Regions from separate parts of the Homo sapiens genome. Here regions 1, 2, 3, 5, 6 and 7 are each linked to region 4. The links are chromatin loops, found by intact Hi-C in ENCODE. Cell type or tissue: Caco-2. All regions are shown on one strand. Region 1 has its middle 36 kb from the start of SULT1E1. Region 2 has its middle 27 kb from the start of SULT1E1. Region 3 has its middle 26 kb from the start of CSN3. Region 4 holds the start of LOC105377270 (a long non-coding RNA gene). Region 5 has its middle 12 kb from the start of STATH. Region 6 has its middle 13 kb from the start of AMTN. Region 7 has its middle 33 kb from the start of AMBN.

What was found. Peaks named below come from ENCODE experiments on the same cell type or tissue, not always from the same donor. Only the 100,000 strongest peaks of a DNase experiment are listed, where the experiment ranks them.
Region 1: it touches region 4 in a loop (7-fold over the local background); 5 of 110 quality-filtered maps call a loop at or near these places.
Region 2: a loop joins it to region 4, with 12 times the contacts of the local background. A loop is called at or near these places in 5 of 110 quality-filtered maps.
Region 3: a loop joins it to region 4, with 6 times the contacts of the local background. A loop is called at or near these places in 4 of 110 quality-filtered maps.
Region 5: it touches region 4 in a loop (8-fold over the local background); 2 of 110 quality-filtered maps call a loop at or near these places.
Region 6: a loop joins it to region 4, with 5 times the contacts of the local background. A loop is called at or near these places in 9 of 110 quality-filtered maps.
Region 7: a loop joins it to region 4, with 8 times the contacts of the local background. A loop is called at or near these places in 8 of 110 quality-filtered maps.

What each region holds. Positions count from the first base shown.
Region 1 is chr4:69,821,872-69,825,871 of GRCh38, forward strand. It overlaps a transcript of SULT1E1 not described here. Among named protein-coding and RNA genes, the nearest start is that of SULT1E1, 36 kb to the right of the region's middle. In Caco-2, a CTCF peak has its summit at 1,684 (motif pointing left); a DNase peak (open chromatin) is centred at 1,700.
Region 2 is chr4:69,831,189-69,835,188 of GRCh38, forward strand. It overlaps a transcript of SULT1E1 not described here. Among named protein-coding and RNA genes, the nearest start is that of SULT1E1, 27 kb to the right of the region's middle. RefSeq lists a silencer at 659-838 and an enhancer at 1,403-1,697. In Caco-2, no CTCF peak of the experiment used is centred here; DNase peaks (open chromatin) are centred at 633 and 1,523; H3K4me3 peaks cover 1,474 bases.
Region 3 is chr4:70,266,856-70,270,855 of GRCh38, forward strand. No RefSeq gene overlaps it. Among named protein-coding and RNA genes, the nearest start is that of CSN3, 26 kb to the left of the region's middle. In Caco-2, no CTCF peak of the experiment used is centred here; no DNase peak of the experiment used is centred here.
Region 4 is chr4:70,181,539-70,185,538 of GRCh38, forward strand. It overlaps LOC105377270 (a long non-coding RNA gene), which reads right to left and starts at 3,916. Exons shown (of 3, transcript XR_938859.2): 1 at 3,847-3,916. In Caco-2, a CTCF peak has its summit at 2,298 (motif pointing left); DNase peaks (open chromatin) are centred at 1,353 and 2,323.
Region 5 is chr4:69,981,944-69,985,943 of GRCh38, forward strand. No RefSeq gene overlaps it. Among named protein-coding and RNA genes, the nearest start is that of STATH, 12 kb to the right of the region's middle. In Caco-2, no CTCF peak of the experiment used is centred here; a DNase peak (open chromatin) is centred at 2,178.
Region 6 is chr4:70,503,576-70,507,575 of GRCh38, forward strand. No RefSeq gene overlaps it. Among named protein-coding and RNA genes, the nearest start is that of AMTN, 13 kb to the right of the region's middle. In Caco-2, a CTCF peak has its summit at 1,762 (motif pointing left); a DNase peak (open chromatin) is centred at 1,746.
Region 7 is chr4:70,557,443-70,561,442 of GRCh38, forward strand. No RefSeq gene overlaps it. Among named protein-coding and RNA genes, the nearest start is that of AMBN, 33 kb to the right of the region's middle. In Caco-2, a CTCF peak has its summit at 1,972 (motif pointing left); a DNase peak (open chromatin) is centred at 1,999.

The DNA.
Region 1 (4,000 bases), 360 kb before region 4:
TAAAAGCTCATAACCATTACATTGAGGTTTGATAATTAAATCAACAGATATTATAACTGACATATCAGAACTATATAGTTGTAATAGTTAGGTTGTTGTTAATTATGTATAGTTGCTCACTTGTGAACTATCCAGATTGAATAACTTGGAAAAGCAAGAATGGTCCTTCTATGCTCTGGATCAATATTAATCTAGCTATAGCAATGGAAAAGAACAAACATTTATACATTACTTTTTATTAAACTAATATCAATTAGGTTTTATGTAATTATTGTGATATAATTAATTCCCTCAACAATTCTGTTGTTGGTAGACAATGAAACAGATCAGGGTAACTTATTCATTTAATCCAACACCAACTTTTAAGGTAGGTACTATTATTACCATTTCACAGGTAAAGATACTGAGGCTCTAAGTTAAACCATTTGCTTAGTTTGCAGGAATAATAAATAAAGGAGACATTGGTGGCTCACACATGTAATCTCGGCACTTTTGGAGGCCAAGGCAGGAGGATGACTCGAGGCCAGGAGTTCTAGACCAGCCTGGGCAGCATAGCAAGACCCCATCTCTACACAAAATACTAAAAATTAGCCAAACGTGATGGCATGCACCTGCAGTCCCAGCTACTCGGGAGACTGAGAGGCTTAGGTGGGAAGATCATTTGAGCGTAGAAGTTTCAGGTTACAGTGAACTGTGACCATGCCAACCTGGACCCTGTCTGTAGAAAAAGAACAGAAAAGGAGTCAAGAATTACTCTAGGTTCTGTACTGCAAGATTTTTACTACTTTGTTATGGTGTTTACTGTCTACAATCACTTTTATTCATCCCCATCTTGTTTTATGGTCACTTAATTACATGGTTTGTCTTCTTTCTAGACCCTAAGTTATTTGAATGTGGAATCCATTTCTGATTTAGCTTTCCCCCTCGACCGTTGTATTTGTCATAAAGAACTGCTGTACATGGGAGATGTTTAGAAGAATATGTATTGCACAAATAAAGAAAAAAGTGAAAAAAAATGGTCCTGCAAAATTAATGTAGAGCAGAGGATAATGTTTATTTTACTTTTTACAACAAAATGGCCCTGAAAGGCCGTGCTGAGTATATCCATAATTCCCTGTGGAATTATGATGTGGTATGAGGAAATACAGCAGTTGCTTTGGTGCTATTGCTGCAGAAAAATCAGGAGGGCAAGAGAGACCTCAGGGTAAAGCAGGAGAATCTTTATTGAGTGCACTCAGACCCAGCAGACTCAACGTCCAAAGACTGGGCCCCAAACAAAGACAAGGTTTTGTTTATATACCTACTCCTAAGTGGTGTGAAAACTAATGTACAGAAGCAAGACAAAGGCACTTAATCAGGCTATGACAGGCTGATAACTCAGGTTTAGTATAGCCCTCACCATGCAGCCCAGATGGTCGTTATCTGGGCCACTATTTCAGGTACAACTAGCCTCCCATTGCAGAATTTTCACCATTCTCCTTCAACGTAGCTTCCATTTTCCTGAGCAAACTAAGCTCTTTCATTTGGAGTGTAGCTTAGGGTCTCCGAGAGGGGGATCTCTGGGAGGAGAGGCATAGTTAAGGCTTCCTCTTTAGAAGGTGGAGTCATCATTGCAGCCCACTTTGCCTTTGTGTCTGCCTTTCTATTTCCTTTAGCCTCTAATGTTCCTGCCCTCTGGTGCCACCTACAGTGCATCACTGCCACCTGCTTTGTGGCCCATACGGTGTCTAAGAGCTGTAGAATTTCTTCCTGTACTTTGTTTATTTTCCTCCAGCAGTTAAAAGTCCTCTTTCTTTGTAAATAGCCCCATGAACATGCCAAGTGGAAAAGCATATTTAGAGTCTGTGTAAATATTTGCCTTTCGGTCTTTTGCTAGCTGGAGAGCCCTTCTCAGAGCTATTAGCTCTGCTATCTGAGCAGAAGTTCCTGTAGGCAAAGACTGTGCCTCTACTACTGAGTCCAAAGTCACTACTGCATACTCCGCTCAGTGGACCCCCCCTAGAATGAAGCCGCTCCTATCAATAAAATATTCAATGTCCGGGTCCCTGAGGGTCTGATCTGTCAAATCTCTCTGGCTTGAGAACATTTCATCTACCACATCCACACGGCAATGAAGGGCACTTCCTGGCACTGACTCATTGGGGAGCAAGGTAGCTGGGTTTAGAGTATTCACAATCTCTAAAGTTATTCAGGGATTTTCATATAAGAGCCCTTGGTATTAAGTCATTCTCGGATTTGATAACCAATGGTACCCCCTTTGGTCCATCAAAGTTACACCTGAGTGCGGTACCTGGATTGTCAGTTGCTGTCCTAAAGTCAGTTCATTAGCTTCCTGTGCCAGCAGAGCAGTGGCAGATAGTGCCTTAAAACAAGGAGGCCATCCAAGTGCCACAGAATCTAACTTCCTGGATAAGTATGCCACCAGGCAGTGCCATGACCCTATGACTTGGGTTAGGATCCCTATGGCCATTCCTTTTCACTCATGGACATAGAAAAAGAAAGGCTTAGTTAGATCTGGCAGCCCTAAAGCTGGAGCCTGAGTCAAGGGTCCTTTGATTTCTTTAAAGGCCTTCTCCTGGTCAGTCTCCCAGAGGAGGAGCTCCTTTTTTCTCACTTTGTGGCTTCACATAATGGTTTAGCCATGAGCAAGAAATTTGGGATCCAGACGCAGCAGAACCCTGCTGCCCCTAGTGAGAGGTGAAGCCAGCCGGGGTTCTTGGTCGGGTGGGGACTTGGAGAATTTTTGTGTCTAGCTAAAGGATGGTAAATGCACCAATCAGCACTCTGTGTCTAGCTAAAGGATTGTAAATGCACCAATCAGCACTCTGTAAAGCACACTAATCAGCACTCTGTAAAATGGACTAATCAGCACTCTGTAAAATGGACCAATCAGCACTCTGTAAAATCACCAATCAGTGCTCGGTAAAATGAACCAATGAACAGGACGTGGGCAGGGCCAAATAAGGGAATAAAAGCTGGCCACCAGAGCCAGCAGTGGCAACCCGCTGAGGTCCCTTTCCACCCTGTGGAATCTTTGTTCTTTACCTCTTCACAATAAATCTTGCTGCTGCTCACTCTTTGGGTTGCTCTTTCGGGTCACTACTTTTAAGAGCTGTAATATTCACTGTGAAGGTCTGCAGCTTCACTCCTGAAGTCAGTGAGACCGCTAACCCACCAGGAGGAACAAACAACTCCAGATGTGCCACCTTTAAGAGCTGTAACACTCACTGCGAAGGTCTGTGGCTTCACTCCTGAAGCCAGCGAGACCATGAACCCACCAGGAGGAACAAACAACTCCAGATGTGCCACTTTAGGAGCTGTAACACTCACTGCGCAGGTCTCTGGCTTCACTCCTGAAGCCAGCAAGACCACGAACCCACCAAAAAAGAAATTCCGGGCACATCTGAACATCTGAAGGAACAAACACACAATCTTTAAGAACTGTAACACTCACCGCGAGGGTCTGTGGCTTCATTCTTGAAGTCAGTGAGACCAAGAACCCACTGAAAGGAACCAATTCTGGACACATTTTGGCAACCGTGAAGGGACAATCACCAAGTGGTGAGTAGCATCAGACCCCTTTCACTTGCTATTCTGTCCTATTTTTCCTTAGAATTCGGGGGCTAAATACCAGGCACCTGTTGGCCAGTTAAAAGCAACTAGCATGCCTGCTGGACTAAAGACACGGGTGTCAGGCTTTCTGGGAAAGTGTTCTCTAACAATCCCCGACTCTCGGAGTTGGGAGCATTGGTTTCCCTGGAACCAGTTTCTGCTTTTCCTGTACTTCTGGGCTGAGCCGAGTGTCAATAGAGAGGAAAGCCATTCAGCTCCGGGGTCCCGACAACAAGTCGGTTGACCCTGCAGCCATAAGCGAAACTCTGAAAGTCATGTCGCCTAAGTGAGACTCGCCCATCTATCCTATCTATCCTGACCCTTGCCTCCTGGGTCCTAATGCCTGTCAGACAAACTTCCTCTTGCCTCTCTTCTCCGAGGCTAGTCC
Region 2 (4,000 bases), 350 kb before region 4:
ACCTAAGGAGGATGAGGAAATTCTGTTTCCTCCTGAGGTGCCTGTAAAACTCGTTTATCTTGCCTTTCCTGTAGCTTTTTCTTTTTCTCTGCAGCTGCCAGCATGGCTGATTTTACTTTTGGGTTCGGCTGCTTGGGCCACTAGTGTCTTACAATATGCTGCCAAACAGGGTTGCAACCATGCTGGTCAGTTTTATATAATATTGAGGCATGAATTGATATAGGGGAATTGGTCTGGTTACCCTTGCTGTCCCCCGACCCTGGTCACCACCTTAAATGCCCGGCCTATTGTCTCCCTATCTATAATATCCTCGGCCAGCCAACTGACACCAATAGAGGGCTATTCTAATTCACAGAGAGTTCTCAACCTTTGGGGGGTCAGTTTAATTCCATAATCCCCTGAAAAAACTTTCTTAAAATTATTTAACGTACATTCCAATGGAGTGGGTTTCAACAACTGTCCCCACATTTCCTCCCTTTACGATGTGCACTCGCTCTTTCTTTTCTGACCGACCAGACCGTCTCCTATTACGGGAGTTTTCAGATGCTGCTTAGCTAGGAGAGTTCCTTATTCCCACCACGGATGCTGCAGCCAGGGGGCAGCTCCTATTAGCCAGATGTGGATTGTCACTAGCCCAGGTCGGTCCCACACCGCTCGGAGCACACAGTCCACACTAAGAGATCTGTGTCTCCCCACATTACTTCCTGCGTTAGTCCCTCCCAGAACCATCTCTCACGCAGTTTCACACACTTCCCCTCTCCCAGTTCCCTTTTCTAACTGACTTAGCAATCCTCTCTCACATACCATGTCAGTTGGGGTATAAGTTTCATCTGAATTGCAGAGCCACTCTCACCTCCAGCCTCTCTGGGTCAAATTAGTGGTTATACCTCGGGAGGTGATCAAGCTCCTCTTCTGTCCTTACGGGACAGGTCCTGCCTTGAGCCCCAAAACCTTACCACAGTTCAGTAGAGCTGCTTCTGGGATTGTCCTGTAACCCCTTCCAGGTTCTGTTGCACTGTTAGGGGAGGGGCGCCGGAGAAGCAGGAGAGCCGATCTCCCCTTCAGGTTGAGGTTCTCCCAGTGGCATGCTTGGGGTAACTGATCTCCCATGGCTGGGAGCCCCAGACCCACAGGCAAAGGAGACAGCCAATCTGTCATCTCTCCCTCCTGGCTGGCGCACCAGAAATGTTGCAGAAAAATCAGGAGGGCAAGAGAGACCTCGGAGTAAAGCAGGAGAATCTTTATTGAGTGCACTCAGACACAGCAGACTCAATGTCCAAAGACTGGGCCCCGAACAAAGACAAGGTCTTGCTCATATACCTACTCCTAAGTGGTGCGAAAACAAATGTACAGAAACAAGACAAAGGCACTTAATCAGGCTATGCCAGGCATATAACTCAGGTTTAGTATACCCCTTACTATGCAGCCCAGATGGTCATTATCTGGGTTAGTTCAAAGTTCAAAGGAGTTTCACAAATACTCATCTTGCGACCCCCCCACCATGGCGTCCAGCTGGCTGTAAGCTAGACCTGCTCAGGCACGTCTGGTGACCTTTGTTACACTGCTTAGATGAAAAAGCAGGAACCTACAATCATTAACTATAGGGAAAACAAGAACTCATAACACTTACAGAGCAAGGAGCAAGATATAGTTACATAGCAGACGGCATGGGATTCGAGGGGGAAGTTTACTTACACTAAAGGAGAGATAGGAGAACTTATCTCCTCACATCTCTATATTGAGGGAGTGCTGGGAAAGTCTTCAGGGCACATCCCTTTGAGCTCTGGCCCTTAGATAACGTTATCAAAACTTTGCCTGTTACTGCCTTTGAAATGAGTCTGCCTAACACAGGCAGCTTGTTTTATTTTTTTCTTTTAATTTTTATTTTGCTTTTCTTTCTTTAATATCCTGCCTCACTATATGTGCCTAAGTACAAATTATGGTTCTGCAATTTATATGGAACCCTAGGCATGATACTTGGTTTCCTCATCTAAAACATATTATGATGTTTTAGATGAGGGATATGATACCAGTCAACATTGTTGATATGAGGATTAAAATGTAATAATATGTAAAATACCTAGTTTCATGTGGCTGCATGGTGTACACTCAACATCTTAGCATGAAAATTGTTTTCAGGCATAGAAAGCATCTCTAGTATTACAATAGAGTGGCCAGAATAGGCATGCTTTTGGAATACAATGTAATTTCCTAATAACAGACTTCTTACTTGTACAGCTAACTTAGGTAGAATTTCCACGCATGACTGAAATTGCTAAGGAACTTACTGTCTGGTTCCTTCATAAACAATTGAAGGCAAGTATCAATCTGAAATTCTGAGTAGTTTCTTATGCAATTTATACCATGCCAAGAGGTAAGTTGAGAAGCTTTGCCAACAAATAAAGGGACAGTGAAGAACATCAAAACAGATTATAAGCTTAAGTAGCACATGCCTTTTCTTGCCATTTTCCACTAATAATTTACTGAATATTAACCATAGGCAAAGTACTACCAGTTCTCTCCACTCTTTCACACTTTCACAGTCAATCTACTTGTAGGAACTTATATTCCTGCTGTTTCTATTGCTTTTCCTCCCTTTCATGGCACTAACCCATGGAGACATTGATTCTTCTCCCACCATCTCACTACTCCACTATCATTTGCAAATAATTCTATGTTAAAAGCCATCAAAGAATAATCACATTTGTTGTTAAATTTAAAGCCAATACTTTCTTTTTAATTGTATTTGCCTTCCCTATAGCATTTGACCATTTTACCACTCCATCCTTTGAAATGTTCTTTGTAGCTTAGCTTTAGTTGTACCAGTTTCTTCTGGTTTTCCTCCTTTATCTTGAAACATTTTGTTTTGGGGGATTTGTTATTAGTGACCTCATTTTCTTCTGCCCATTCCCTACATATTGGTAATTATCCAGATCCTACTCCTTCCAAGCTACAAGCCTTCTTTTCTGATAATGCTACACTTTCTCCTATATCCACTTCTACATTTAAGTCTCCTGAGCTCCAGGTTTGTATAGTAAGCTGCTTACTGGACATCTTCCTTAGATATCTCATAACATTTCAAATTTGACACATTCAAAATTGAATTCATCATTGTATCCATACCCTGCCTCAAACAAAGGGAGGAAAAGACTTCTATTTTGCTATTTTTGTCAATGACAGTCAGGCAATATTATAAACTATAACCTTGTCTTCTCTCACTTCCTTCATATTGCCTCTATTAGTCACCATGACATTTTCTGATCTATTCATGTAAACCATCACTTCAATTGCCCACTTCTTATATTCAGTGTTCATCTCAAGCTGCTGTCTTCTTTCAATTGGATAACAACAGCTTCTTAACTGCTTTATCCATTTCTTCTAATAAATGGTCCACTCTTAGGCCAGAGTGATCTTGGTAAATCACCAGTTTGTGAGAACCAATGAGTTAATTCACCTGTTTTATTCCTCTGAAGTGCTTAAAAAAAGGTGTCTATCACAGTTGTAGTAGTAACAGTAGCATCAGCAGGAGAAGAAAGTATAGAAGGAAAAAGAGCAGAAAGATATCCTTATTATAAATCTAATCCAGTGGTAATATTAATAGTAGGATCATAAAATTTACGTAAATTTCCCAATAAATATCTTGCAGTCACAGGGAAAATCGCTGTTTCTATTTCCTCATTTCTATTTCGCCCCTCATTTTCTGACAACATGGATCCTCTCCCTATACTTATCATGATACTCCACTGAATCTGCTGGTTACAAAGCTGCTGAAGAATTGTTACCATATCAAGAAGTCAAAAATTTTATATTCTTTATTAATGCTCTCAAGTTTCTTTACTATCAGGCATATGCATAACTCCATCCTTACCTCTTACTTTCTGCATCACATATTCTGAATTATATTACCCTAAACTCTTTTACCTAGTCCTTCACACATATTTTTCCCTCTGCCCAGAACATCATGCTCCATTATTGCCCAGCTGATTGCTAACTGTCCTTC
Region 3 (4,000 bases), 85 kb after region 4:
AAATACAACAGGTATTTTTCCCTAATAATGTAAAGAAAAGGAGAATTCCTATAATTACAATTTATAATTGAGAAAGAAGAATTTTTGCAGTACTCTCAACTTTACCTTTGAAACAATATATTCCTGCTTCTTAGGAAATCTCAGATTCATACAGATAAAACACGTAAACAGTTACACTTAAGGAAAGGGATTAAAGTATCATTAATAATTAACAGATACCTTGAAAAAATCTTTGTGGTTATAAAAATATACCTAAAAAATAAGATTGAATGTCACAATAATAACATACAAATATATGACATCATAATTTTTCATTGATCTCCACTTATCTCTTTTATGCAATAGGATTATTCTGAAAAGGCACATCATGCTTGTATATGAACACTGGGCAATAGTCAGCATGCATTTTGAATACAGATTTTGAAAACCAGAGCTCATACATACAGTCTATATAGAGACTAAAGATTTCCGCTTCTAAAAAACACAAAAAAATGTAGAAAATATCTTTGAAATAAACTTTATTTAAAATCCTTTATATAGACTTAAAATACATCTCAATTATTTACACCAAATTTCAAAGTTTATTCTAGACAAGTTATGAACTTCTAAGAGAGCTAGATGATTGAAACAAGAGAAATCAAATTTCTAACAGAATAAAAGGAATTTTAAAGTTAAAATGGCATTACTAAGAGAATCACATATGAAGAATCAATGCTTATCAAAGAACTGTCACTTTATTTTTCCTTCAAGAAATATTAACAATTAAAACACAAGTAATCACATAATTGTTCATTTTTCCCCTCTTTCCTAAGAAAATAAAAGTAGGAAGAATAGAACGTGTTCTTGATTGTCTCATTAAGATTCAGCTAAAAATTCTCGTAGTGGCTCACACCTGTAATCCCAGCAATTGGATGACTGAGGCTGGCAGATAGCTTGAGCTCAGGAATTTGAGCCCAGCCTGGGTAACATAGTGAAACCCCATCTTTACAAAATACAAAAATTAGCCAGGCCTGGCCAAGCGCGGTGGCTCACGCCTGTAATCCCAGCACTTTGGGAAGCCCAGGCAGGTGGATCACGAGGTCAAGAGATCAAGACCATCCTGGCCAACGTGGTGAAACCCCCGTCTCTACCAAAAATACAAAAAATTAGCTGGGCGTGGTAGCGGGCGCCTGTAGTCCCAGCTATTCCGGATGCTGAGGCAGGAGAATGGGGTGAACCCGGGAGGCACAGCTTGCAGTGAGCCGAGATCATGCCACTGCACTCCAGCCTGGGCGACAGAGCGAGACTACGTCTCAAAAAAAAAAAAAAAAAAAAAAAAACAAAACAAAACAAAACAAAATTAGCCAGGCCTGGTGGCATGCCAGGAGTCTCAGCTACTTGGGAGGCCGAGATGGGAGGATCCCTTAAGCCTGGGGGTTCGAGGCTGCAGTGAGCTATGATTGCGCCACTGCAATCCACCCCGTCTCTAAATAAATAAATAAATAAATAAATGTAATTCTCAGTAAAATCAAAAACCATTGATTCATTCCTAGGAATCTGAAGATCTCAGACACTTAATCTGTGTAGGTAATGCCAGAGTCTTTGGAAATGTCTTATTTTAGTAGGTTCGTGATTTTTTTCTCTTTCAGGCAGGCATTAAAATATCGTGATATGTATTTGATATATAGCCAGTCATTTTGATTGCATAAACTAGTTATGTGAAGAAAAGTTAAGAAATAATATTCAATTTGGTTCAAGAATAAAATAATCATGATCTCTTAAATTAAGCATTCTCTTTAATTAAGGATATTTTCCCCCCTTTGAATCAGCACCTTCAATGAAATTGTACTTTTATCGGCAAAATCGTATAAAAAAAGTATAAAACTTGTCTTGATGAAAATTAAGCTTTGATTATCATCAGAATAGTTATTTAAAATTAAATACTATTTGCTTCTAAAAAAAAACAAGAATTTAACTGAGGGGGCACTCAGGATTATCTCGAGGTTTATTTAAAATTTCTCAACATAAGTTATGTTCTCAACTATGTGTGTATTAGTAAGTTTAGCATTTTTCCCCTTATTGTTTTTATATCAAATCATGATTCTGTAGAAATGCTCTCAGAGTAGAATCAGGAGTGGCTATTGGAATATCTAAATATGTATATGTATATGTATTTTCACACACACGGAAATACACACATATATATGCAAACATTTATGGGCACGCTTGATATATAAAAACAAACAAGTCATTCCATAAAATCTCTTTCACTTGAATTATTATAAAAAGTCAATAGTTTTTATAGAATTTAAGACGGCTGAATGCTTTGCCACCATTTCCTGAAATGCCTAATTCTATGGGCAAAGGTGCTTATATCACTTTTGTTTTGCTTTTGGCTTCTGATACTTCTTTTTCCATTATATGTTTGTTAGGTTTATCCTTTAGCGTTCTAGATTTTTCCTCTGGAGATATGTGGTATAAATTGTTTTGCATATAAATATAACCTAGGGTTGTTCCAGGAATTTTTGCTGATTCACAGGAAAAATATCTTCTAATTCTTTATGGACCAATTGTGAACATTTGAAATAGAGATGATCTGATAGTGTAATATCACTAGCTTATACATAGCCTTGTTTAGTTGTCTTTAAGAAGACAAATGCAGAACAGAAAGAAAGCGTTAAACCTTAAATATCTTTTTATCCGACACTTTAAACTCCTCTGTTCGCTATATTTTAGGTATATATAATATATCTTATATAATACATGTGCATAATTTAGATATAAATTTATTTTTTAATCAGCAGGGACGAATAATAAGAAACGTTTAGAGCACGATTTTATCCAACTTAGTGATCCTTGTCTTCAAATTTAACAGGTGGACTCATCATTTGCTCTTTCCTGTCCTCTCAGAAATCATATATCCTCAGTGCAATAGGTAAGAAAAGTTAGATTTCAAATCCTCATTTTAAAATATTAAATATACTTTGCTTCTCTTTCACTAGACATGAGAAAAATCATCAAACCAAGAGCTCCCTCTTTAGGTGATTATAAACGTAAACAAGATGGCTGCTTGTTTCTGAAGCTCTCAGATTACCTCAAAGGTTTTAAATTTTGGGGTGGTGGAAGTTCACCTTATGCTTATGCAGTTACTTCAGCACAATTTAGTCAGCAAAGAAACAAAAACAATAGAAAAAATATAGTAACATTATAAGCTAATATATCATAATCATAAGAATAGCAATAAAATTACTTATAAGTAAATAAAAAATATACTTATTTACCACTTAAAGATAAAGGAAGTAAGGAAAATAAGAGAAAGCTTTATGAATAATATATTCATTGCAAATTATTTGTAGTAATGATAAACTGAAAACGACCTATCAATTAAAGAATGGATTAGAATCTGTCCTGTAGAATATCCACATGGGATGACCGTAAGTCATTAAATTTATATTTATAGAAAGTTTACAATAGAATTCCATGCTTATATAATATTTGGGGTATAAAAAACATAATATATAATCTATAATACATAATTTAATACATATTAAAATAACATAAAAATATAATACATAATTTTTGCATAATCACAACTATTAAAAGTCAAATATAATTAGCTAAACTACAATTTTTTTAAGAAAGTTATCAAGGTAATGAGATTATAAGTAATTATTTTTATTTTTATTACAGTTTTTTGAGTTTTCCAATTCTACCAGTTTTACTTTGAGTTTACTTTGAAAACCAGAGAATCAATCTTTAAGATATTTAATGTTTCTTGAAATTTATTAACTAATTAAATTATTAATTTAAAATAACTAGAAGTAGGTTTTCAAATGTGTAAAAATTGACACTTAAAACACCTGTATTTTTTTAATTATGTTTCGCCAATTACAATAAATACATTAACTGGGAGTTGCTTAGAAGGTCTTGTTCTAATGAGTAAGAAATTATTTTATAAATCTGGTAAACTAAAAAAACCATTTAAACCATGTTGAGCTTATAAATTATTTTTAACTGTAAG
Region 4 (4,000 bases):
AATGTCTAAAATTATTGTGAAAGACAGTAGTTTCCTGTAAAAAATTGATCATAATAAATTTTTAAATTGCAATACAATTATCGAACTCAGTGTTTCTGCAAAGAAATTAGTGGTACCTGGATGCAAAGCACAAAAGAGAGACTGATTAACAGGTCTCAATTGTGATTAAAATCATCAAGTAATTATGGAAAGGAGAGGCTGATCCACTTCAACAATGGAATGGAAAAGCAGAATAATTCACATTAAGAAAAACATTCAAATATGATATCTGAAAAATCCCTTCACTTCTCTCCAATTGTGTCACCAACGATTCATGGATACAAAGGAATTTTCATATAAAAATTTATAAAAAATACTTATTATATTGTCGAATTTCAATCCCTGCAGCCTCTTTGTCAGCTCTATTTCTATCAGTTCCTCCTGAAGAAAGAGCAAACCCTCCAGTGATGGCTCCAGAAAGATCTCAACAGCAGCTTTCATCCTCCAGCACTGGAAGGAGGGTGATGTGGGGAAGAGAGCAAGTTGCTACTGTAACTTTCTGCAGTATAAATTTTAAATACATGTAGCACTTGGAAGTCCTATTTTATGGGCCAAAAGATCTCAGTTCCTTAGCCTATATGCATGCATCTGTTTCCCAGACATTTAATTGTCTTAATTATCTCCCTGAGATTTTCTATAAATCCTCCACACACTTCAAACTACACATCTAGACACAGTAATCTAAATACCTGGCATTTACTTAGAATAAAAGTTCCCTTATTTCAGGAGAGTTGTTCTTTAACTCCAACAACTCAACAGGTCAGGAAAATGACAATACACAAAAGACAAATTTCAGTGATACCAGCTCCGGGAATAATTATAAAATGGTTAAAAGCTGTCTGTAGTGGTCTCGGGTTTATAAACCTGTTCCCATCTACCACAAAATCTTCTCACTGTCTTCCTATTCTATTCCTATCTATACCTGGTCCCTCAAAGGTACCTTAACAATATGAATGACCTTTTACAAAGCACTCTTTCTAGGGCAGCCTGCACTTTCATCTTCAACCTTTTGAAATTTTAAGTCTTTGGCACTTATTCATTTAAGTAAATGTTTAAGCATTTCTTTTCAAGAAAAGGCAGCACATTATCAGAGCTCAAAGCCCTAACATAAAACGACTGTGTTTGAACAGAGATCAAAAGCTCTCATGAAAATGAAATCACTCTTTTCTGGGGAAAATCTTGGCATCACTGAGCAAGTGATAAGCAGAACACATGGATGAAAAAAAATTTGGCCTTTGAAATTACCAAACTACGTAAACAATTGGCAAAAATACAGTTCAATCATGCCTTTGGGGATGTACACATTTGGCTGGCCTCTGGTCTGTCCTTTTAAGCCCTAGTGCACCAATAATAGCATTGTCCCTGAGGTACCTTGAGATGAATTTAATTCTGACTTTTCCTCCTGTCTTTGTTTCCTGTGACTTTTCTCTGGTTGGCAAACAAAGTGTCTCTGTTCTTGTTTGTGAATGTCTGTATTGATTTCTGTCATCATACTTATTTTCCTTGTACTAAACATTAATCCCTGGTACATACCTTGAGTGAACTTGTCCTTTGTGGTCATAAATGACCTGTTAGTCTATGCCCTTCTTAGTGGAATTCGCACGGAAGCTGGATACACCTCCTAATGTTGTCATGAGGGTTTGGGGAATCATTTTGTAAGTTTCTGAGTTGGCACTAAATTTCTATTGGTATTTAACATTAAAAAACCTGTACATTAAAAAAATGCCTAGATTTTAATTGATTCCCACTATGGATTCCACTTATATTTCATAATGTATAGGCATTACTTAATAAACAGTAACAGTCAGACAAATAGCACCCATCCATCACATATTAGATTTAATAATTGAATTTCAACAGATAACAGAGCTCTTCCGGAAGAAGTAGTTTGAATATTCTCTCATTTTTACACTTCCAAACTTTACTTACAGAGAAACTATTTGAGATACATACACATTTGTGAATCCCAATAGACACCATAAGTACAAATCTACCCAGCATAATTTCTCCCTTAGCAATAGGATCTGAAGCCTTTCAGATTTTTTCACCAAATCCAATTAGCTAAGATTAAGTTTGTGTTATCTACAGTATTTGGAGATGTATTTTCTATGGTATGAATCTAGGACTTCTGTAAAATTTAGGATGCTGCATGATAAATACGCGGTTTTGTTTTTTTTTTAATTAGAAAAAAAGAATAACACTGAAGGGGAAAAAAACACTGAATATATGTATAGCTGATGGAAAGAGCGCCCTCATGTGGTAATGCACAAGCAGAGCTGGATTGCATTGAAGTTGTTGAAAGTTTTACCAAGTCATGGGGCCCCCCTTGTGCCCATTTCAGCCATTAACATGGTTTAGCCTTGAAAATCCAACACACCACAACATTCTAAGTAGCTACATACCATCAGTTATGACAGGCACTTAAGATAAAACTTTAGTTCCTTTAATTAGCCGCAAACATTTAGGGAAAATATTCAGAAGTAATCAGATTCAACTGTAACTTGTAAGATTTTTTCAAGTTTCTGATTTCATATTTCATTGTTTTTTCTTTAAATGTTAATGTTTCTATGTGAAAGACTTCATTGTCCAAAAACAGGCAGGTAAAATGAAAAACTTAATTCTGCAACAGTAGCACATCACCAACCATATATAACCCCTTTCTTGCTCTCTCTCTCTCATTCACACACACCCATAGAGAGACAGGCACACACACAAGCACACACACACACACACACACACGGGTATCCTTTCATTTAGGGACTTTCTTGTCCTATTATCTGTAGTTCATTCTTACCAAAACCATGTAATATTTATTCTACCATCACCCCATCAAGTACCTATATACAAATGAAGCCACACAATTTGTAAACTTGACTGGCTCTATACGTTGTTCATGGAACAGAGGATTTTTCATCCTAAAGTAAAATTAGTGACAAAATATATATAGCCTATATTCATTAATAGAAACCCTCAAGTAGCTGTTACAAGAGTGAAATTGTAATTAAAAATCATAAAGTTTTGACAGTACTGCAACTACCATTAAATTAGCATGGCTCATGTAAGTGCTGAGATATCAACAACCTTACGTCTCAGGTTATTGAGATTATTACCTAATCAGAGTTATAAAACCTGAAGTTCAAAGAATGACTGGGACTGGTCGCTGATTGATAGTTCCAGAAATTAAGCCCCTTGCATTACGAAGCACTGAGAGTTGAGAGGTTGAGATGAATGAAGTGGGCATATTAGCAATATTAAAAATAATGATAGATATAGCTACTATTTAATGAGTACCCACTATATGCCAGACAGTATACAAAGTACTTCTTATAATGTGTTTTAATTCTCACAATGGTCTCACAAGGCACATGTTAGTCTAATTTTACAGATCAGAACATTAGGACATGGAAAGGTTAGGTAGCTCTCTTGAAGTACTACAGGTAATATATTACAGAGATAGAATAATCTGATGCCAACATAATATACTGCTTCCCACTGGAAAGTAAGATGGAATGAAAAATCCTAGGAAAAAGCTTTAGTAGGATTAAGGGAGAAAAATAATTTGGGTGGAGTAGAAGGAAGGGTTGTGGCAACGGAAAAGGTGAAAGTAAAAATCAGTAAACTTACTGAGATCTCTGATTCCATTTTTTTAAATTCTATATAGTCAGAATATATTTATTCTAGTTGTCCATAAATTCTAGTTTCTAATCTGTATAATTGAATGTCAGAATTGGAAAAGCCAATCAATAAATCCCTCTTCTATGAAATCAATAATTTCCTCAAAGATGTCAATTGACTTCTAGATCTTACCGTTAGTAAATGGCAAAGTCAGGATGGGAACATGGTTGGGCCCTGTGCTCCTGCCACAGCACCAACTCAGTGGCCCATTGCATTGGTACCCTGCCTTCACATTTGCCTTAAGTCTGTCCATGGCACTGCTGCCAGAGTGATTTTGCAAAAATAC
Region 5 (4,000 bases), 200 kb before region 4:
TAGCATAAAAACTATTAACTACTTCACTCTTTCATAAAAATCTACATTTTTTCCAAAGAGGAAATCTATTGTGTTCATCAGAGCTGCATAAAAGTCTGTGAATATACATCAGTCTAAGAACTTTTCTCCCAATTGGGAAGAGGTAAGACATTGGCAATAATGGTATATGTATGTACTAATGTAAATTATTATTTGTAGATGTGTATCTACTCTTTTTAGTAAATGTTTTAGTTGAAAATATAAATGATTTTTTCTTTGATAGTGTCATTTTGGTACATAAACAGTAGGAATACATTTAAAACATTAATACTTTGTATTAATGATGGTGAAAATTTTTTTGGTTTAATGCCATGAATAATTCAGTTAAGCGAGGTTTATTCTTGCATGGCATCACTAGTCATCTATCTTCCCTAATTATTTTAAGTAACAGAAACCTTGCCATTGAGTGGGTTGCGTTATTGTAAGCAAGTGTTTGCCAAACTTGCCATTTCAAAAATTTACCATTTCATTCCCCACTTACGCTATATTTAATGATTTTTAATTAGTACTATTCAGTATGTTTTAAATAGAAAGTTTATGTAATCATAATCCAATCACAGGTTTGTTATGCAAGTATATGTACATTTTAAAAATAATTATTAATATAAGCATACAATGCAACTTCATGTACTGCATAAAATCATCTTGTACTTTTATTTGTTCATTCACATACAGAATATTTATTAAACATGTACTACATGGGGGATATTATTCCAAGGCACTGCAGATACAAGAGTGTACAAACTGAGGAATTTTCTGACATTACAAATAGCAATGTACATTATTTTTAAAAATTGTCTTTATGGTGAAGAGAAAAGATACTCTTTAGCAAAACATAGGGAACAGTGGGTTTAATTCTTCTTTGGTTTCTCTAGGGAAACCCCAAGAGAAAACCTATCTCAAAACCTATCTGTAATATTTTTTGTATGATTTATAGGCTAGATCCCTTCTCAGTTGTACTGAATTTTTTCCATTAAGATTTCTCTGCCAAATGTAAGGTGTTTATCATATTTATCATCTTTTTTTCTGGAAGCAATTAACATTCAAGAGCTAAAAAAAGAGAATTTATTGATTTTCCTTGATAAAAGTCCTTCCCTTTTACTTGTTACTCTAATAATTATGTTCTTAATATAAGAGAAATCTAAAGTCGTCATGACACTCGATAAGTAATACTGAGGTCTCGATATCCTCCAGACCCTGGTTTTGTCTGTCTTTCTTTTTTAAAATTCATTCTGAAGCATTCTAGCAGCACATCTAATAAGGCAAGATTTATTTCAAAATCAAAGAATTAATTAATAGAGACTAGTGCTTATTCCTATTATTTTGTGGTACTGTGTAACACTGCTAATTTTCAGCTAAATCAAACTTGCAATTAGGAAAAAGTAGTGCAAAAGTTATTACACACAAAATCCAAGTCATTTAGGGGGCTGAATGTGGCTGTCAGAACTATAGTGCATCAAGGAAAAGAGTCAAATTCTGTAAAATGTATAAAAGGTTTATATTGAGCCAAATATGAGCGACCAAGGCCCGTGACACAGCCCCAAGAGGTCCTGAGAATACGTGCCCAAGGTGGTTGGGTAACAGCTTGATTTTGTACACTTCAGTGGGACAGAAGTTACAGTCAGACATTGATCAATACATGTAAGGTGTACATTGGTTTGGTCCTGAAAGGCTGGATGACTTGAAGTAGAGGAGCTTCCAGGTCATAAGAGGATTCAAAGATATTCTGATTGGCATTTGGTTGAAAGAGTTATGTTATTATCTACATACCTGGAATGAACAAATAGGAGTGTCTGGGTTAAGATAAGGGGTTGTGAAAACAACATTCTGCAGGTAGCAGTCTTTGGAGAGAATAGATGGCAAGTGTCTCTAATAATACCAAAAAAGGTGAAAGACTCTCAGTCTCTCCTGGATCAAAAAAGACCTGAAAAGGTAAGGGGATTCTCTGCAGAGTGTAGATTTTCCCCCACAAGAGACAACTTTACAGGAGAATTTCAAAATATTCAAAGAAATATATTTTTGAGTAAAAATACTTTGATTTTTTTTAAGGAAAATGGATGTGCTGTGTTCAAGAATAGGCCAACTCAAACAGGTAGTCCAACATGAGTCAGCGAGTTTGGAGCACAGGCACACAACTCTAACCATTATGTAACCTGTTTGTGTAAGCTCATACTTGGCTCTGAGCCACTATTTTCTTTAAGGAGTATAACTGTCCTGCCAGAAATGGGGAGAGAGAGAGAGTAAAGCTGCTGATGCTGTGAAGAGTGCTGCTGCTGCTAATGTGCCTGCATGCATAAGACAGCCAGCCAACTTGGAGGCAGACAGGAGAGATCAAGGAAGTGTCATGCACTCCAGAGAGTGCAGCTGCAGTTGTGGCGGCAGCAGAAGCTGCAGAGCTGCTGCTGGAACAGGAGAGAGAGAGTAAAACTGCTGATACTGTGCACAGGGCTCTCAGAGAGAGAGAATAAGGCCATGTCCCAGCTACCTACCCTCCCCCAGGTGTTCTTTCAGCTACCCACTACCCCTCCAACCACTCCCCTCGGACCTCAGCTCGGGCTATAACCTGACAGATTTCTTTCAGGCCTGTTATTATACCTGATGTGATGCTATTCTAGAGTCAGATTGGAATTTGGTATTTTATTGTTACAGACTGCTTTGTCAGTCTTGAGATCTCTGTTTTAATCGTAATGCAGGTCAGTTTTGCCTGAATTCCAGAAGGACAGGAGTGTAATGGGGTATGTCTGACCGACCCATTTTCCTATTATGGCCAGAATTACTTTTTCAGGTTTACTTTGGAATGCCCTTGACCTAAAGGAGGGATCCATTCAGTTGGTTGGGGGGACTCTTAGAATTTTATTTTTGGTTTACAAGTGTCAGCAGGTAATGTTTTTATTTTTTACTTCACATTTTTTCCCTACTCCTTGTCAATATATATCTGAGCTCTGTCTCCAGGCTTATACCAATTGATGGCAATTGCCTTTACCTGGTCACTTTCTCAATATTGAAGTAGTAAATCAGTTGTTGGTAGGCCACTGACACAAGAAACACCTGGAGTAGACAGACGTAGCAGGATGCACCTGCACCCCAGAAAGGGATATTCCAGGAGGGACCCAAAACACTGTTCTGGGGCACAGCCTAAGGGCTTCCTATGGAGAAATTAGTATTCACACTTTAACTCTCCTTCAATTTGGAGTAATCTGAGACTCAGAGGCCATATATGGCTAGCAACTGTAACCTTAGAAAGGCTATACATTTTAGCTCTACCAGAATATTTTTTGCTTATTTATCTGCCTGCCCCCCTATGGACATTAAAAGCTCTGATAATGAAGGTTTTAACTTATTTAATTCTTAATAAATTCCTATATTGGGTAAATTAGGCCTTTATTTCTTATTTTATTATTATTATTTTTGAGACAGAGTCTCGCTCTGTTGCCCAGGCTGGAGTACAGTGGCGCAATCTCGGCTCACTGCAAGCTCCACCTCCCGAGTTCACGCCATTCTCCTACCTCAGCCTCCCGAGCAGCTGGGACTACAGGTGCCCGCCACCACACCTGGCTAATTTTTTGTATTTTTAGTAGACATGGGGTTTCACCGTGTTAGCCAGGATGGTCTTGATCTTCTGACCTCGTGATCCGCCTGCCTCGGTCTCCCAAAGTGCTGGGATTACAGGCATGAGCCACTGCGCCCAGCCTAGGCCTTTATTTCTAAGTAGGAGTGGTTTCCAGTAACTGTCAGAAGTATTTTGAAAAGTGTTTTGTTGCAAACACTGACGTGTCAGTGAAGTAAACTTGCTTCTTATTTTCCTTCCAAAAGGAATTTAAGAAATAATTTGGGTTGATTATTGTGAAATGGGAGTGTTCCCAGACCCCCCCTTGCAAGACCTGTGACAGGTGTGTCTGTTCAGCCACCACGCCTGCTCAAACCTCTTACAGAAGGGGAAGCATGCAGATGGGCAGGTACA
Region 6 (4,000 bases), 320 kb after region 4:
GGTTTTGTCATGTTATGTTGCCCATGCTGGTCTTGAACTCCTGGGCTCAAGCGATTGTCTCTCCTCAACCTCTCAAAATGCTGTGATTACAGGCATAAGCAACCACACCCAGCCTAGTATGGCTATTCTTAAAATGATAAGAGGTAAGTGTTGGTGAGGATGTGGAGAAAAGGGAATCTTTGTGCACTATTGATGGGAATGTAAATTAATACAGCCATTATAAAAAAACAACATGGAGATCCCTCAAAAAATTGAAAACAGGCTTGGCATGGTAGCTCACTCCTGTAATCGCATATTAGCTAGGCATGGTGGCTGACGCCTGTAATCCTAGCACTTCGGGAAGTGGAGGCGGGCAGATCACTTGAGGTCAGGAGTTTGAGACCAGCCTGGCCAACATAGTGGAAACCCATCTCTACTAAAAATACAAAAAATTAGCTGGGTGTGGTGGTGCACACCTGTAATCCCAACTACTCGGGAGGCTGAGGCACAAGAATCACTTGAACCTGGGAGGCAGAGGTTGCAGTGAGCCAAGATTGCACCACTGCACTCCAGCGTGGGTGACAGAGCAAGACTCCATCTCAAAATAGATAAATAAATAAAATATTAATTAATGTAAAATAAAAATAAAATCTTCTAAAAGAATTCACTTAAGCCTCAAATGCAGCATATCTACACTCACAAAAAAAGTACATTTCAAGGGATAACGTGCTTTGTGTTTCCTAAAAGGTATTCCACAGAAGAGTAGTTGCATGAAAATAAATTCTCCAATCAAATAAGTTTGAAGTATCTTAGACAAAACCCATTCATTGATGGTAGGACCTGTGAGAGCCTTGAACATGCCAAGAAGCAATGTGAATCTCCAAGAAGCTTTGCAATATGCAGCCTCTCCCAAACTTATTTGACTATAAACACCTTTTTGGAGGGACCATTAATGGCTAAAAAAGGAAAGATATTACAGTCAATTCAATGCACACTTTCCATAAACTAGCACTCTGACTGGGCACCTGAGCTACATTCCTCACCCACAAGGAGGCTTGGTTCTATATGGAAACATTGAAAAGTCAAATTAAGCAGGCTGTTCTTGTGGCTCTGGGCTTTCAAAGCAAAGAGCAATTTATGATTTAAAGTTCCTAAACAAATCAGGAATCCTAAAATATGCTTGAGTAATCTCCCCTGATTTTTTTTTTTTTTTTTTTGGTAAATTTTCTGGTTTAAACTTTTTGGAGTCAACTCTGTTCACTACCCAGATTCATAGGAATGGAGGTCCTAGAGAAAAGTTAAAGGAGATGGCAGTGCCACACTCGGAAAGAAAATGAGCCACGCCAAACTCCCCTCTCTCCTTCACTAGGTCATATGGAGTGAGTGGCTAAACAGTGCCTGGACATAGCAAGACTCAGTAAATATACAGTTGAATTAACGGATCCAAACATCACATTTACCATAAAGAGTACCTTCTAAATAGGTCTCCTATCGATTTTTTCTTCTTGTTTACACTTCCATTCAGTTAAAAATAAATAGCATAAATTTATAATCAAGGAGTTCCAGAAAATTTGATTTGAAGTAAGTCAGAAACTGTTACAGAATATTGATTAAAAAGATGATCACCTTGCAGCTTCAGCATCTTTTTAATTTGCAAACATGCCTACCACTATTGGATTTTTTCACTTTTTATAGAGAATTCCCATTTTTGGCGAAGACAGATATGACTTCAGAAAAACCACCTCGCCAGTCCCACGGCGTGGCCTTGACAGAGGCACCCTCTGGTGGTGGCCTCGCTGAAGTGCAGACACTGTTCTTGACTGGTGTTTGGTTTACTTGGGTTTGTTTCCTGGCTTGCTTGCTTTATTATTTTATTTGTTTATTTTGTTTGAGAAGCACCGAGTCTCCTTAAAAGGCACAATCTTTAAAAATCTAAACATGTGGAGTTTAAAAGCAACAGCAAACATCACACTGCATCACATCTTCTTAAATTGCTGTGACTCAGGATTACTGCAATCTCATTTTTTTACTAACTGTATTACTAATATATAATAGCACATACAGAGAATACAGAATAATACAGACATGCTAAAAACAGAACAACATTGTCGTCAGCAAAAGACTTAAACAAAATAATAATACATTATGCACACAATTTCTGATGATCAACTACCTTAGAAGTGAAGCTCACTCTTTTAGGCTATAAGCAGCAGGTCACATATCCTTAATCTTCCAAGGCAAACCTGTCAACCCTAGGAACTACCTGAGAGTAAATAGTACTTTACCTTGGCCAGGGACTATGGAAAACAAGGAACAGTAAGTAGCATCCTTACATAATTTCTGTGGACAAATACAACAACTTTGTCAGATAACTTCCAAAATAGTACTTAAAGAACACTTGAATGTTTTACCTATCTTCTCCACTTTATATCAGTGATGAGCATATATTAGCAATAGTACTCATCATTGCTAGTTCGATTTTATTTCTCCATTGAATTATACATGTAGAAGTATACATGTAGAATTATACATATATACTGAATTATATATATATATACACACACACACACACACACACATATATACATATATTTGCTGGCTACAGTTTGAGCCTTGGAAGGAGTAACATTCCATTTAGGGAAAGAACTGCTTCTTTATTTAACTGCTTTTGATTATGCAAAGATAGAATTGATGGGCTATCTGAATATTGCGATATGAGAAAACAAAGGGCAAAATAGCTGTACATATTATGTCAGAAACATTATAATTTCCAGCTAGTAGCATGAATGATAGAGAGAGGGTGGGGATCTCAAGTCAGGTTATATAAGCTGCTCCCAGCCCCATCTGAACTGTGTACATTCTCTAGTGAATTGTTGAGCTCCAGAAATACAGGATTCCCAGGAACAACTGACTGGTGGTGCTAACTGTTCTTAACCCACACGTGCTAAGAAAACGCAACTGTAATCAAGAACTGGAGAACCAAGAAGCTATAAAGGAAGGATGGAGAAAAGCCCTTCATCTTTTGTGAAGAAGTAACCTTTTGTTGCTTAAAGCCACCAACAAAGTGACCTAGTGAACATGTCCTTCCCACAGACACTACTCTACTGTCAGCTTAGCTTTGGGTCTCAGTTCTTAAACAGAAAATTAATATTAAGTATCCACTAGGAGCCAAGCATGGTGCTAAGTGTTCATAGACATACAAACTGTCAACTCTATAAGGTGAAGATGAAAATGCCAATTTATAGATGAAAAACTTAAAGGTTAGCAACGTTCCTTAATTTGCCTGTGACTTTCCAGTCAGTAAATAACAAAGTCGGAAGTGAAGTGTAAACAGGTCTAATTCTAATTACAGTGCTGTTTCCACCACACCAAATGCCTCATTCATTCATTCGATAAATATTTTTCAAGAATTTTCAACCATTATGTGCCAGGCACCAAGACAGTAGTGGAAAAGACTATGCCCTTATTTTCATGAAACTTGCATTCTAGCCAGGAAGGGTGCACAATATGCAAGTAAATAATATATAAGCAAGGTTATTAGAGGTGGTGATTAGTATTTTGAAGGAAATAAGCAGCATGATGTGATGGAAAGTGACAGAGAGCACTTCCTTGGGCACTAAAGCATGCTGGGAAAGGGCTCTCTGAAAAGAAGACATTTAAGTCAAGTCCTACAGGTTGAAAAGGAACCAGCCAGACAAACATCTCGGAGCCAAAGATTTCAGACAGAGGGAAAAGCAAGAGCAAAGGCCCTGATGCACTTGAGGAGAGCAGAAAGGAATCCAATGTGGCAAGAACATAACGAGCTACAAGAAGACTAGTACCAGAGAAGGTTGACAGAAACGAAATATTTAAGATTTTGTAGGCCATAGTAACAAGTTTGTATTTTACTCAAAATTCAATAAAAAGTCACTGGAGATTTTATGTAGGGCAAGACATTATCTGATTGACATTTTATATAGGGACTGGATAGAGAGGGAACTTCAGGGAAATGTGAGTGGAAGCAGGGGACTAGTTAAAAAGC
Region 7 (4,000 bases), 380 kb after region 4:
AGGGAAGCTTTTACACCATGCCAAACAAGTGACTACTACATGACTGCCGAAAGTCATAAGCTTACATTCTCAGATCTGATCAAATCTGTCTTTAAACCATTACAATCGTAAGCACATTAAAATTTTGACAAATTATTCTAGATGCTTTAAAGAAGTCAAATAGTGGGCATACTGCAGAGTTGACATTACACACATGACATATTTGAAAATGCAGGCTGGGCACGGTATCTCACGCCTGTAATCCCAGCACTTCGGGAGGCCGAGGCGGGTGGATCATGAGGTCAGGAGATGGAGACCATCCTGTCTAACACGGTGAAACCCCATCTCTACTAAAAATATAAAAAAATTAGCCAGGCGTGGTGGTGGGCGCCTGTAGTCCCAGCTACTCGGGAAGCTGAGGCAGGAGAATGCTGTGAACCCAGGAGGCGGAGCTTGCAGTGAGCGGAGAGCACGCCACTGCACTCCAGCCTGGGCGACAGAGCCAGACTCCGTCTCAAAAAAATAAAAAGGAAAAAAAAAAAGAAAATGCAATTCTCTTCCCCTTCCCCCAAGTTTCTCTTTCTTCATCCTTATTTTTGTTAATGGTTCTACCACATTCCACATTACCAAAGCTCATAACCATCGTGACCCTTTATGCTTCCCTCTTCTCCTGCCCATCATATTCAATCAGGTGCCAATCCTCTCCTTGTCTGCTTCAACACCCTGGTGACATTGCAAAGAACATTAAGTAAGAGCATTTACTTGGAAAACAAACTTGACAAACTCTCTAGCATGTCATAAAAATTAAATAAAGATTGACTATAATTATTATTTATTGCACTGTAAGTTTTCTGGCCTGTAAGAAGAGCAAGAGAATTTTACATTCCACTTTCACTTTCAGAAAGTGTTGGAAAGTTTCAGGGAGGAAGGAAAGAGTACTGGTCAATAACCTGCTCTGTGTCCTTAGACAACTTAACATCTCAAAGCCTACATTTTGAAATCTGTAAAACAGTGATGCTAACTAATAATAATCACCCTATCTCAGTGCTGTGGAGGATAAAATGAGAAATGAATTCAAAGCTGTTCTGCAAAATTTGAGCAATATATACTTATAATTTCAATTCTCTTTTTAAAATACAAAGTGAAAATAAACAGGTTGGACTACGTGATAGGTTTAAGATAAAATTCTAGCCGGGCGCAGTATCGTGCCATTGCACTCCAGACTGGGTGACAGAGCAAGACTCCGTCTCAAAAAAAAAAAAAGATTCTGCAGAAAATATAATCTTCACCTCACAGGAACAATGCTTTATGGACCTTGTGACAGTTAAGGTGTCACAGCAGATAGCCAAGGCTGCTTCTGCTTTCTGTAATGAAATTATCATTCTTTACAAAAGAAAATCTGAATTACATTTATATTTTTTATTTCTTCTTTTTCATGAAGATGGTTAGGGTTGCAGTCATATGCTATGAACTGAATCAGGATGAAAAGGCATAGTTAAACTTTTCATTTTGTAGCATAAACAGTTTTTTATGTTTTAACCTTTTATGTGGGAATAATTTTAAACTTACAAAAGCATTAGAAAGATAGCACAGTGAGTTTCCATACACTTCAAACAGCACTTGGAATAATGCAGTAAATACAAAAATCCCATTCCTTGAGGAGCTTACATTCTGTATATGATGTATCTAAAAATAAAAATAGATATACAGCCAAATGTGAGCAAAAGTTAGTTCTGGGCAATTTTTATTTTCTCCTTTAAACTTTCTGGTATTTCCACATTTCAAAATCAAATAAAAATAGACACTTTCCTCTAATGTATTATTCACATGGTGTCAAGATTAGTTAGCACTATAAAATTAACCTTATACTGGAAGACTTAAATTAAGCCGTCTTGACAATTTCAAATTCATCTGTTTCCTTTTCTGACAGTTGAATTTCTGTAGCTAGAAACTGTCTCCTTTCCCTAAGGTCCCTAATTGTAAGGTGGACCTTGAATGCCCTCTGCTGGCCAGACAACATCAGCAGAAAAAGACAGTGAAAAGAAACCAAGAAAAATCACAGCGCAGTCACCATTCTCTTTACACATGTATTTGTCCCTCATTCTTTCATTCAAAAGACACTCACTGTGTGCCTATTATGTGCTAGACACTATAGCTGGAAATACAAAAGATATAAGATGTAATCTCTGTCCTTGAAATCACCCTATACTTTTTTCCAGGAAATTACCAAGTCTCAGAAAATTTCTTGGGCCTGGGACTCAAGAAAAAGCACCAACTCTTGCAAGAAAGGATGATTGGTATGTATTTATGCTGGGCTATGAAAATAACTTCTTTCTCCATGAAAATCAGGAAAATAACATCTATCTATGAAAGGATACAATATCCTTTGGAAGATACTGAACATTTAAACTTCAAATTTCCATAATACACTACAGTCAGTATACAGTAAGAGACCTGACATTAAAGGAGAAAAAAGACCCAAGAACTTGAGTACAAATGTGGTCAGTTGTCCTCAGAAAAGTTAGGTACATTCTTGGTTCTTTCCTAACTTAGACATGATTTAAATATTCACATCATTGCAAACTACAAAATTTCAGAAAACAAAATTCTAGCAGACATTTCATTTCTACCCCCATTATTACACAACTAGTAGTTATCTGCTTGATGTGGTGAGCAAACATGATATTCCAGGAATGACATCCCTAAAATAAACATTGTCTACAATTGATACTTTAACCAGAAATGTATGGCAGACAGCTGGGATTTGAGAGCCGCTTAAACATCTACTAGTGGGTCAGTACAACTTGCAAGCTCATTGTTTTTTGTTTTGTAAGTTTTTTTCTTTTGCTTTGCAGTGAATGCAGCAGGACTCACTGTTTTTGTATCCAAGGAGTTTGATCCTTTTGAGCTGTGGTAGTATAAAAATTGCAGAAACATGAGAAACTACAAAGGTGTGAATTTTACAATAAGACATTAGAACTTTCCAACCAAAGATTGAAAGAACTTTCAAATCTTTCCAACGTAGATTTGAACAAAATCTACGTTGTCATTTGTCTCCACCAGTTGGCTCCACCCAAAAAAAGACCACATCACTCTTTGCAAATCCACTATAATGAATTAGTTTAACAGTGTATCTTCACTTAGCCCAAGCTTTTTTCATTGTTGCATAGTAATAGGACTTCATAATAAAGATCGGACACCCCTGGGAGGAATTTTGGCAACTTTTATGAGCATGTTTGTCAGTGCCAATGATTTGAGGTGCTATTCATGTGTGCTACTAGATGTCTCATAACGCATAGGGAAGAGCCAGACTAGGAATATTTGGTTCATACTCGGCATGACTTTCAAATGCCCCAACAGATTTTCATGCAGGTAAATAAAACAATTTGTTTATCTGAGCCTATAACTAATTCTTATTTATCTATAACACAATATATTTTTTGCCCAATGTTAACACAAGCAAAATATTTTAAGCTCATCTCCTCATCTTAATCATGGGAAGATTGTACTTTGTTTTTGTTCAAACTTTTCCAAGAGTTCTCTACATTGTGGAAATGTCCCTACAGGCAGCACCACTCATGGCATTTGAGCCAATAGCATATACTTATATCACTGGCATTTGTAGCTGATGCAAATACTTCTCAGTAAAAAATTGAGACACCATTAATAGTAATTGATAGGAGGTCAGCAGTTCGAGAACAGCCTGGCCAACATGGTGAAACCCTGCCTCTACTAAAAATACAAAATTAGCTGGGCATGGTGACACATGCCCATAATCCTAGCTACTCTGGAGGCTGAAGTAGGAGGCCTGCTTGAACCTGGGAAGTGGAGGTTGCAGTGAGCCAAGATCGCACCATTGCACTCTAGCCTGGGTGACAAGAGTGAAACTCCAGCTCAAAAAAAAAAAATTGTAATTGATAGACGTGAAATGTAATGATCTCATCGCATTTTATTAATGTCTATTATTTTAATTTTGTGGCATAATGATAAGAAATCTTGAAATTGCCTCTTGTTCTTCAGT